Regions from separate parts of the Homo sapiens genome. Here region 1 is linked to region 2. The links are chromatin loops, found by intact Hi-C in ENCODE. Cell type or tissue: gastrocnemius medialis. All regions are shown on one strand. Each heading gives the region's core, and the rest is flanking DNA. Links, peaks and the distances in the headings are about the cores only. Region 1 has its middle 43 kb from the start of LINC02115. Region 2 has its middle 98 kb from the start of NIHCOLE.

Region 1 (5,385 bases), core at 151-5,150, 680 kb before region 2:
GCGATCTATAAGTGTTTCCTGAGTTCTCTCTTCTTTCTTTAATTCTAGAAAAGTCTAATTTTTTTCTTCAAAAATATTTCTCCTTCCATGTACTTATTTACTTTTTTCCTTTAAGCACTCTTGATTGAAATATTACCATATTGGCTTTTCTAATTGTATCCTATGTATTTCTTAACTCTTCCTATATATTTTCTTTTTTAAAAAAACTCACCTGATGCGTTCTATGAAAGTTCTTACATTAAATATTTTGGATCTTTAAAATTTTTCTACTGTATTTTTTCTGTTATTCAGCTCACCTACTGCATTTTTTATTTAAACAATTATTTTCTTTATACCTGGTGCTGAAGATTGGTTTTCCCTTATGTCTGCTTTTTCTGCTTTATATTAAATATCCTACAAATGTCCTTTTTCACCACTTTTATGATATTTATTGATCTTATTTTAAGTGCTTGTTCTCTCCGATCTATTAATTTATTTTGGTTTGGTTGTTACAGATTGTTCCATATATTATCTTTCTCTTATTGCAGTTATGTTTCTCAGATGTCTTGTTATTTTTACTAGACAACTCTTACTGCTCTGGGATTATTAAGTACTTTGGCTGAAAGTATGTACTGGGAGAAAGTTTAAAGTCCAGAACATGGCTGACATCCCTCCTGGTGAGTGTGGTGGTGGAGACAGGGTACTCCTCAGGGCGGTAAGCCTCTTGGGTTGCTATATTGGCTCAATCACTATGTTTGCCTCATTTGCTTTCTTACAAGATGACCCTGAATCTCAGGCACTCTCCCTTTTCCTTTGCCATAAACTCTACTCTTCCTCAACAAAAAGCTGTGCTATAATTACTTAGTCCTAGGATGTGCAGGAGATTATATCTGGGTAAGGAATGATGGGCCACCCTGATAATATCCCATTGACTCCATTATAGGTGCTGCTGTTTCTCTGGCTTTCAGGTGATGTGGAGAACTGGCCACCTAGGTCTATATGGAATAGAAAAAACATTAAGAAGCAGTTCCTCAGCCTGTTCCTTACATGAAGTGTTCAGCTGTCATCTGCTACTGCCTGTAATTCTCACTGTTTCTAATATGCACCTGCACCAAATGATCTTGCCTTTACTTTTAGCATCTCAGATCTATAATTCACTTTTATGTTTTTGATGTATCTCTGATGTTGGGTTTGAGAAGAATTGGAACAGACACAGAATTAAGGTTTCCTTTGGGGAGAAAAGTGAAGGTGGCAACCAAGGAGTGGTTGAGCCCAGATTATATCAGCAGATAAGTCCATCCGCCCAAGTAACTTCCAGGAATGGCTAGGATGTTGAATATAGCTTTTCTCTCAGTATCAGTGTTAGTTCCTTACCTTGTCAGAAATCAGAAATCTCTCCATTCAAGTTTTAGAGATGATTTCTATTTATTTCTATTAGCTGATGTAGTGAGGCTGAATGGTTTAGTGCTATAAAGAACATTAGGCCTCTTGGAGAAAAATAAAAGAAGTACTAAAAGTAGCAATATTTCTAAAAGTAGGTTTTATTTAACTCAGAAAATTGGAAATGTAATTATCTGTGAGGAAGAACCTAGGAACAGCTAAATTCAGATGGGTAAGATTTCCTTATTCTATGGAATACTATCAATTCATTAGCATAATCATTATATTATCTCCATTTCTCATCTGTACTCCATACAAGATAAATATTTGTGCAAGACATATAAATAGCTGTTGCATGTGCTAACTGACAATGACCTTGGATTCCCGGTGCAGCTAGTCCAAGTCCCACAGAGCAGCAAAACACCAAGCCAAATCCTACAAGTTTCAGAATCACTTATGAAGACACAGCATTTGTTAGTGGGTTTTTTTTTTTCTTTTTGTGCTGCTCGTCTACGCTAGAGAAGTCTCAATGTTGCTAATCATCAAGCATGGTTTCATCATGAGAAAAGGGCAAATGATACTTACTGCTCAGCCAGTTACACTTACTAATTAGCACATGTGACCTATCCCAAATGCACACATTTTTAATATCTCATTGCCTGCTAATAACCTTCAGAGGCACTGAAGTACTCATGGAGCCTTCAGGAAGCCCGGAACAGGAAACCACACCAAATAACTCCATGAGGGAACACAGCATTTACCAGCTGGGTATTTTTAGGTCTGCAGGGAGGTAGGGTTTGTAACACTGTGCCAAAAAAGTAAGCTGTTTTGCAGAGAGGAAGATGGTGTTACCTTTCCACAAAGTGAAATGTGAGAGGATGCAAGGGTGTGGGGCATGTATCCTCACTGTTCTTGTGGTGATTCCATCTGCAACACAATTGCTTTAAGGGCCTGGGAAAATCTGTAGAAGCTTTAGATCTGTGATTTCTTCATTTCTCTCTCTCTCTTTTTTTTTTTTACATTAAAATCCTGAGGCTGTTAACTCTCAAAACTGATGGAAAGAAAGGAAAGGGAAAAGGAAAGGAGGGAGGGAGGAAGGAAGGTGGGACGAAAGGATGGTAATAGTAAATGAATTCTTGTAATGAGAATTTTTCTGTGCATGTATAAGGAGTTTAAGTAAATATTTTGATAATAATAGGGTATGTTTTACTTACTGCCATTTTCTCGCTTCAGTTTAGTGGCTAGCCATCAATACAGAAGGAAAATGGGAGGGAAATGTGATTTAATTTCTATGAAAACTCATGCTGATGACAGGGCATTAAAGGGAGCTTTGGGAGAGAAGTGCACTTACACCTGTAGGTGTCCCCTCCCACATTGGAACTCTGTATGGCAGCTTTCTGCTCCTTCAGATGAACTCTGGATTCTGTAACTGGCCCACCTACCTTTCATTGCAAGGTTCACAGCTTCTGCAAGCTCGACACTGGTGACCTCAGTGCCATTGACAGCCAGTACCGCATCTCCAATCTGGAGCCCGGCTTTCTTGGCGGCACTGTCTGTGAGTAGACAGACAACAACAGTCTCATTGAGGGAGGGTCCCAAATGGAGTACCCTGCTATTTGTCCTCTTTTTAAAAGGCTCTTTCTCTGAAGGGCCTTTCTTTCCAACTTTAGACAATTGCCGATGTCATTAATAAGAAGGAAAATGCTCTCCTTGCAGCCTCCTTTTCATTTCCAGGACGCGGTTTCCTCACACATTCAGCCAGGCTGCTGCGTGGCCTCTTTGCAATATAATAGCAAAGCTGCTCAGAAACTCAATCTATTCATCCGGCAGAAGGTTGAACTGCTAGTTCTCATTCCCTCATTGCTGCTAGGTTTCTTTGTAACCCTGAGAAAATCATTTAACCTCAATATCTCCATCTATAAAGAGGGGGGTGGGAGCAGAGCTTCTCTGCAGGATTGTTGAGAGAACAAGTAATTGAAATACTTATGAAGTTGTGGCAAAAACAGATCCTGGAGTAGTGAGGGGAAAAAAGAAATCAAGAGCTGCTTTTACTTTCATTGTATAGGCTCCTTTCTGAGCCATCTCAGAAAGGAAACCAAAAATAGCCTAAGCCTAAGGACTTAGGCATTGGAAGATGGGAGGGGCCTTTCCAGAGGTTATTTATTTTATCCCATAGTTTTCTAGCACCTGCACTTACTGCAAAATACCTAATATTCTTAAGGCCTAAAAAAGGATCTAATAAACCATTTCAAGGCTAACTCATTTTTAATAAGGTCTCCCATATCTTTAACCAAAATTCTTCCTGCTGCAGTGTAAATCTATTTTTATTTTTTGCTTCAGTTTAAACCCATTTCCTCTTTCTTAGGACTCAGTGCTGGTTATATGTGTACTATTCATGGACTTCAAGAATACTATGCAGTAATATCAGGCTTTTAGTATTTAGAATGTCATAAGCCTTATTAAAGAATTTTATTTTCAAAGTATGATTCAACAGATAGTGACTTAGAATATTTACAGTAATGACTATAGTTTGTCTAAATCTATCCATAGTAGGAGTCTTCTCTGCTTGGATAAGCAATGGCCCATCAATGTAGGAAGGTAGATAAAAAGTAATAAATATTATGAATGATATTTTCATTCATAATATAATCCTCATAATGAACTAAAGTCTCATGGTGTGGTTGATCAATTGAATATGTTCTTCCATAGTGTTTTTTAGAGATAAGGTTTCACTATGTTGCCCAGGCTGGTCTCAAACTCCTGGACTCAAGGGGTCATTCTGCCTTAATCCTAGCACTTTGGGAGGCCGAGGCTGGTAGATCACTGGAGCCCAGGAGTTTGAGACCAGTGTGGGCAACATGGTGAAATCCAGTCTCTACAAAAAATACAAAAACCCGGTATGGTGGCATGTGCCTGTAGTCTTAGCTACTTGGGAGGCTGAGGTGGGAGGATCATGTTAGCCCAGAGTGGTTGAGGCTGCAGTGAGCCATGGTTATACCACTACACTCCAGCCTGGGTGACGGAAGTGAGACCTGGTCTCAAAAAAAAAAAAAAAATAGAAATAGATTGAAGATTCATAACCAAAGGGTCAAATGTTAAAAGAGAAATGTAGAGCACTGAAGAAAAAATCTTGAAGAATAATTACCTTTAGGGAGAGACGGCAAAACAGGAGACAAAAAGCAACACAAAGAAGGAGCAGACGGACCTTACAGAGCATAGATGCAAGAGTATAAAATCAACAGAAGGCACGAGAAGCATTTCAAGATATAGGGAATAGTCAGCATTTCTATAGCAATGCCATAAAAGTAACCATAGCATAGCATTTTTAATACTAGTTCATTCAAGAAGTCAAGAAGAATGAAGACTGAGGAAAGGTGATTAAATCTGAGGTGGGAGAGTAAATGATAACTAAAGAACTTCAAGAAGGATTATGGAAGTGGAAGGAAAATGTATGAGCCATTTGTGCTGGTGAATATATGTTAAATGATTGACTAGATTGCCTTTCTAGTAGATAAACTACTATAATTAAAGGTATGTATCTAATAACAAATTGTCTCTCCTAAGTAAAATGTGTTTTCAAACAACAATCTTTTACTTAAGGAATCTATCAATATGAAAGTAATTGTTTTTTTTTTTTTAAAAAAAACCTTTATTGAGATATACTGCACATACCATATACTTCACCCACTTAAAGTGTACAATTCAATGGTTTTTAGTATATTCAGGGAGTTGTGCAACCATCAACACCATCTATTTTAAAATAGTTTTTTGTCACTCTAGAAAGAAACTCCATAACCAATAGCAGTCATTCTCTATTCCTCCTAACCCCTCAGCCCCAGACAACAACTAATCTGCTTTCTGTCTCTATTGACTTGTCTATTGTGGACGTTTCATATAAACTGAATCATATATATGTGGTCTTTTGTGTTTGGCTCTATTCACTTAGCATAATGTTTTCAAGATTCAGCTATGTCATAACCTGCACTATATTCCTTTTAATTGGTGAATATTCCATATAAGGACACA
Region 2 (5,385 bases), core at 128-5,127:
GCAAAACTGTTGTTTCTATATATTAGCAAATAACAATTGGAATACAACATGAAGACCAATACCACTTACACAAGTATAAAAAAGTGAATATTAGGTATAAATATAGTAGAATGTATTTTTAATATCAGTATGCTGAAAACTATAGAACACTGATAATAGAAATAGATAAATTATACTCATTGATTGGAAGACTCAATATTTTTAATAGGTTAATTTTCCCCAAATTGATATAGATTCACTGAAATCTCATTAACGTCCCAGTTGGATTTTTGTTTTTTTAATAAGTGATCACAACCACAAATTTTTGAAAACATCTTTTTATACAGATGTTCATTATGTTATATATTTATGTAATGCATATTTTGTGTTTTGTTTATTTATTTAGATGGAGTCTCACTCTTGTCGCCCAGGCTGGAGTGCAGTGGTGCAGTCTCAGCTCAGTTATTTTAAGTCATTGAACATATTTATAATAGATAGGTCCTTGACTATCAATTCTATTAACTGGGTATATGAGGAGTTTGTTTCTTAGGAATATTTATTTTATTTATAGTGGATCATATTTACTTCCTTTTTCTCATGTCTGTTAATATTTTGTCATACCCTTACCATTGTGAATGATACATTGTCTAAATTTTGAATTCTATCATCTTGCCCTGAAATGTGGATTTTGTTCTACCAGGCTAAACTACTGATTGATAACTTTGAAGTTGTAATTCTTGATCTACACTTTGTTAGGGCAGATCTATGGAAAGCCTGAGATGTTGACCAAAACCCTCTCATCTGGAAGTGTTTAAACTGCAAACTCCCTCTTTCTGAGGTGGACGGTATCTTAAATCTTTGCTTACTACTTTGAGCTTTTAACTTGCTGTTTTCTGGTGTCTGTTCTCCCTCCATGTATAATTTAACTGTCTGTAAAGAGGTTAAGCGGCTATTTATGTGGAGATTTTAGGATTCTATTCACTATAATCCCTCTCTTTTGGAAGTCCTATTGGATTCTCTGACAACTCAAGCCTATAAGATTATGGCTTTCAGCTCTTCTGCTCAATTTCTATTTGTTTGACATCATTTTTGTATTATGGAATATCTTCTGAGGAAAAGCCATGTTTAATATAGATTTACGGGTTAGTATGCTAGATGTTTAGGGTTAGTATGCTACATTCTAGTTTCAGTTATGCACTTATAATTTTAAATTTCGTTTTTATTTTTTGAAATATAGTTTTGAGATATTCATATACTATAAAATTTATACATGTAAAGTATACAATTTACTGGAGTTTTAATAGTATATCTCAACGTTGCATAAACACTACCACAATCTAATTTCAGAACACTTTCTTCACTCCATATGGCTCAATGTGTTTCCATACTTATGACCCTGGCGACCACTAATCCACTTTCCACCTCTATGAATTTGCCTACTTGGCATATAAATGAAAGTATACAATAGTGATATAGGAGTTAAGAAGGAATCACTTAAGCAGATAATAAGGGTATGAGAGTCCTTGGTAAGGCTTTTCTTTTTAATGAAAAGCAGCCACAAATTATTTTCTAACAAAGAGCAGACAGTAAAGACAAGCTGCAAACAGACAAGAAAGCTGGGAGTTTGCACAGGTGAATGCCAGCAGGAACTAGGGGATACACATGTTCAAGATGGTGGCTCCATCTTTCCTTCTCTGCCAGCCACGTGTACAATAAAGATCAGACAAGATGGTACTGGCCAAGGGGAGAATTTATTTTTATATTAAGATTAGGATGGGGCAACCAGCCGTCCCTGAACCCTATGTAAACATCATACCTGATCTAACCAATCTGTGAACGCTGTGTAAATCAGACACTGCCTCCTCAAGCCGGGATATAAAAACTGGTGTGTCCACCGCCAGCTGGTTTTTTCTGCTCGGAAGTCTTCTCTCAATAGAGAGAGCTGTTTTTCTTTCTCTTTCCTTCTGCTCGGAAGTCCCCTCTCAATAGAGAGAGCTGTTTTTCTTTCTCTTTCCTTCTGCCTATTAAACCCCTGCTCCTAAACTTTTAGTATGCGACCATGTCCTAAATTTTCCTGGCTTGAGACGATGAACCCTGGGTATATAACCCAGACAACATAGTTGCTTTATACTGGAGATCTCGTCCAGGATACCAAGGTAAAACATTTATCAAAATGGTGAGTAGAGGAGCAAACTCCAACTCTGTCCTTTCATTTCGGGGCTCTTGCCCTCCATTTTAGAACCAAATCAAATCAATAAAGGGCATCTGTCAGCCAGGTAAAAACACAGTTAATGTGGCTGCTGTTCTTAAAGACCTAGATGTGAAGCTTGCTGAGGAGAACATGGAGAATCCCCTGCAACCACGGGTTGCTGGACATGTTGGCCATGTTTGAACCAGCTTCCTTTCATGGAGGACTTAACTGTTGCATGGGGCTGAAAGAGGTTTCAGTGCAACTAAGGATTCCTGGCTGGGGCTATCCCCTGGTTTTATCCAAAGGCTTCTGGACTGACCCCAACCTCTGACCACCCAATGGGGTGTCGGCTACATAATCTCCAACTTTTCTATTGTAATTTCCTCCTTTCCTCTCCACAACTGCCATATCTCCTATGCTCTCTGCATATGCAATATGTGGGAAGTTTTACAGTTCAGGGAAGTAATCTTATTTGGCAAGATCAAGGAGTATTGTAGTAACTGGGGATATAGCTCAAGGGAAGGCGTCTTTCTGATTTTCTAAAAACAGAGGGTCTCCCTTCTACACCGAGCATACTCTCTGCCCGTGGTCTGGAGAGCACCTGGCATTTCTAGGTCACTCTCTGCCCCTGGTCTGGAGAGCACATGGCATTTCCAGGTCTCTCTCTGCCCTTGGTCTGAAGAACACATGGCATGTCAACGTCACTCTGCCCTTGGTGTGGCGAGCACATAGCATTTCAAGGTCAACAGCACCACCTAGTGGCATCGAGATAATCTCCATGAGGCACACCATTGGTTCGTTACCAAAACACTCTTAGCTTACCAATTCTCTTCCCTTTTTGTGCCTCTCTACTAGAAACCAGCCTTCATGCTCCTGTAAATGGCGAAATTCTGCCTTCAACAACTAGGAGTAACATATTATCCGGAGCTAAATTCTAGTCTCAATACTGTCCCATCAGCAGGAAAATAGCCATTTGGTTCCCACATTCCTTTAAGTCACCTATTCTGCCTCTAATTAGAATGGTATTTAATTAGTAAGGGGATTTTTAAGTTCAGAAGTTAACCAGAACCATTTTCTAAGGTTAAATGCTTTAGCATGGGCTATAACAGTAGGATATGGAGCCCAAATCAACCCACTTCCTCCATTAAGGAGGAAAGTGCAAAAGTTTCCCAAAAGCAACTTTCACATAGTCTCTCGAGAGATCCTTTTTTTTTTTCGGGGAGCTAGGCAGGTCATACAAGTCTAGGAAGTCAAAGGGGAATCACAGGCAGAGAACTACAGCTGCATGGTGGGCGTGACTAATCCCAATCTCTTAGTTCCTCTGGTTCCATGGCTGGGGGTCACACCTGCAACCATGGGTGGCACATTCAACAAGGTGCCAGGACCCAGGAACCACGGAGGGGAAACAGCTGGGGGACACCCACACTGTCTTCCTCCCAACTCTGGGTCATACCAAAAGGAAGAAGGCAAAAGGGATACCTTTTTCTCACTTCTCTTTCTAGATGGGTAACAGGTTATCTTCGGGCTGTACTCCTCTGGAGTGCATTCTGAAGCACTGGGACTCCTTTGACCCTGAGACTTTGAAGAAAACATGGCCCATTTTCTTTTGCATAAGGGCATGGTCTTTTTACCCTCTTGAACCAGCCTGGCTTGTGGAAGGAAGCTTAATTTTAATATTAACTGACAGTTAGATCTTTTCTGCAGATGGGAGGGCAAATGGTCCAAGGTACCTTATGTGCAGGCTTTCTTTTGCTCTGCGTGACAACCCATATCTTTGCAAACATTGCACAATTGACTCAGCCCTTTTACCTATCATGTCAGACGGTCCCAAGGGGAATGATTCCCCAAGACTAGAAAAGCAAATTCTGCAGAAACCATCTGAGGCAGCTATTGAGTGTGCCAGCCCTTCCAGTCTCCCTTATCTGGGGCCACTTCCAACCATGCCACAGATCTTCCACCTCCACCATCTCCAAAGTTTCCCACTTTCACACATTCACTGTTCCCTCTACAGGAAAGGCCCAATGGAGGTGATGCCATTAGGGTTCAAGTTCCCTCCTCATTGCAAGCTCTTAGGCAAGTAAAGGGAGACCTAAGCCAATTTTCTGATGACACTGATAGGTATATAGAAGCCATCCAAAATTTAACTCAGGTATTTGACCTCTCCTGGAGGGATGTTATGCTGCTCCTAAGCCAAACCCTAACCACAGCTGAGAGGCAGGTAGCTCTGTAGGCAGCAGAGAAATTCAGAAATGAGCAATGTGTCTCCCGTAGTAGGTCTAAAAGAAAAGAGAAAATAGGGAAGGTGAAGAAATAATGGAAACTCCATTCCCAAAAGGAAGGAAAGCAGTTCCTCTTGACAACTCTAATTGGGGCCCTAATGATGCTACAGATGAATGGAAAAGGAAACATTTTTTAATGTGCATATTTAAGGTCACACCTGCAACTATGGGCAGCACATTCAACAAGTGCCAGGACCCAGATCTAGTGCCAGAAAAACTTGGACTAAACCTCTTAATTACTCTAAACTGTTCATGATAGATCAAAAGCCAGATGAGAATCCTACAGCCTTCTTGGAAAGACTGAGAGAGGCACTAATAAAGCACAACAATAATCCATAAACTCTTTAGCCTCAGTAGTAATACAGAATAGACAGGCCCTAGATGTCCTTACAGCCAAAGGAGGGGGACCTGGGAGTCTTAAATGAAAAATGCTGCTTCCAGATCAACACCTCTAGTCAAGTAGAAGAAAACCTACAGTTGCTTAAAGATCAAGTTAAAATCAATTACAGATTAAAAGAAAATGCAGGCTCCAGCCCTGGATGGCTACAATCCCTCTTTAATGAATTCTAGTCTTCTTCGTGAAACTGGCTAGTGACATTGTTAACTGGTTAGTGCCCCCTCTTGCTCATATGTTTTATATTAACGTCTGGACCTTGTCTACTCAATACTGTTACTCAAATTGTTTACTCTTGCCTAGAAGCAATCCAATTCCAAATGGTGCTGCAGAGTGAACCACACATGGACACGCCTTTCTTCCGAGGACTCTTAGTTCAACCCCAGGAGGATCCCTACTTTCTGTTCCTCACACTGCTTTTCAGCAGGAAGTAGCCAGAAAGAGTCATTGACCAACACCCCTAACAGCAGTTAGGGTTACCACTCCTGAGTGAGGAAGGACATAGGAGTTAAGAAGAAATCACTTTAGCAGATAGTAAGGGT

Evidence for each region. Hi-C counts contacts between places; a loop is a spot of excess contacts. Peaks named below come from ENCODE experiments on the same cell type or tissue, not always from the same donor. Only the 100,000 strongest peaks of a DNase experiment are listed, where the experiment ranks them.
Region 1: a loop joins it to region 2, with 4 times the contacts of the local background. A loop is called at or near these places in 1 of 110 quality-filtered maps.

The regions. Positions count from the first base shown.
Region 1 is chr5:103,496,254-103,501,638 of GRCh38, forward strand. It overlaps the pseudogene PDZPH1P. Among named protein-coding and RNA genes, the nearest start is that of LINC02115, 43 kb to the right of the region's middle. In gastrocnemius medialis, for the core only: no CTCF peak of the experiment used is centred there; a DNase peak (open chromatin) is centred at 2,168; H3K4me3 peaks cover 561 bases; H3K27ac peaks cover 2,949 bases.
Region 2 is chr5:104,176,370-104,181,754 of GRCh38, forward strand. No RefSeq gene overlaps it. Among named protein-coding and RNA genes, the nearest start is that of NIHCOLE, 98 kb to the left of the region's middle. In gastrocnemius medialis, for the core only: a CTCF peak has its summit at 2,985; a DNase peak (open chromatin) is centred at 2,892.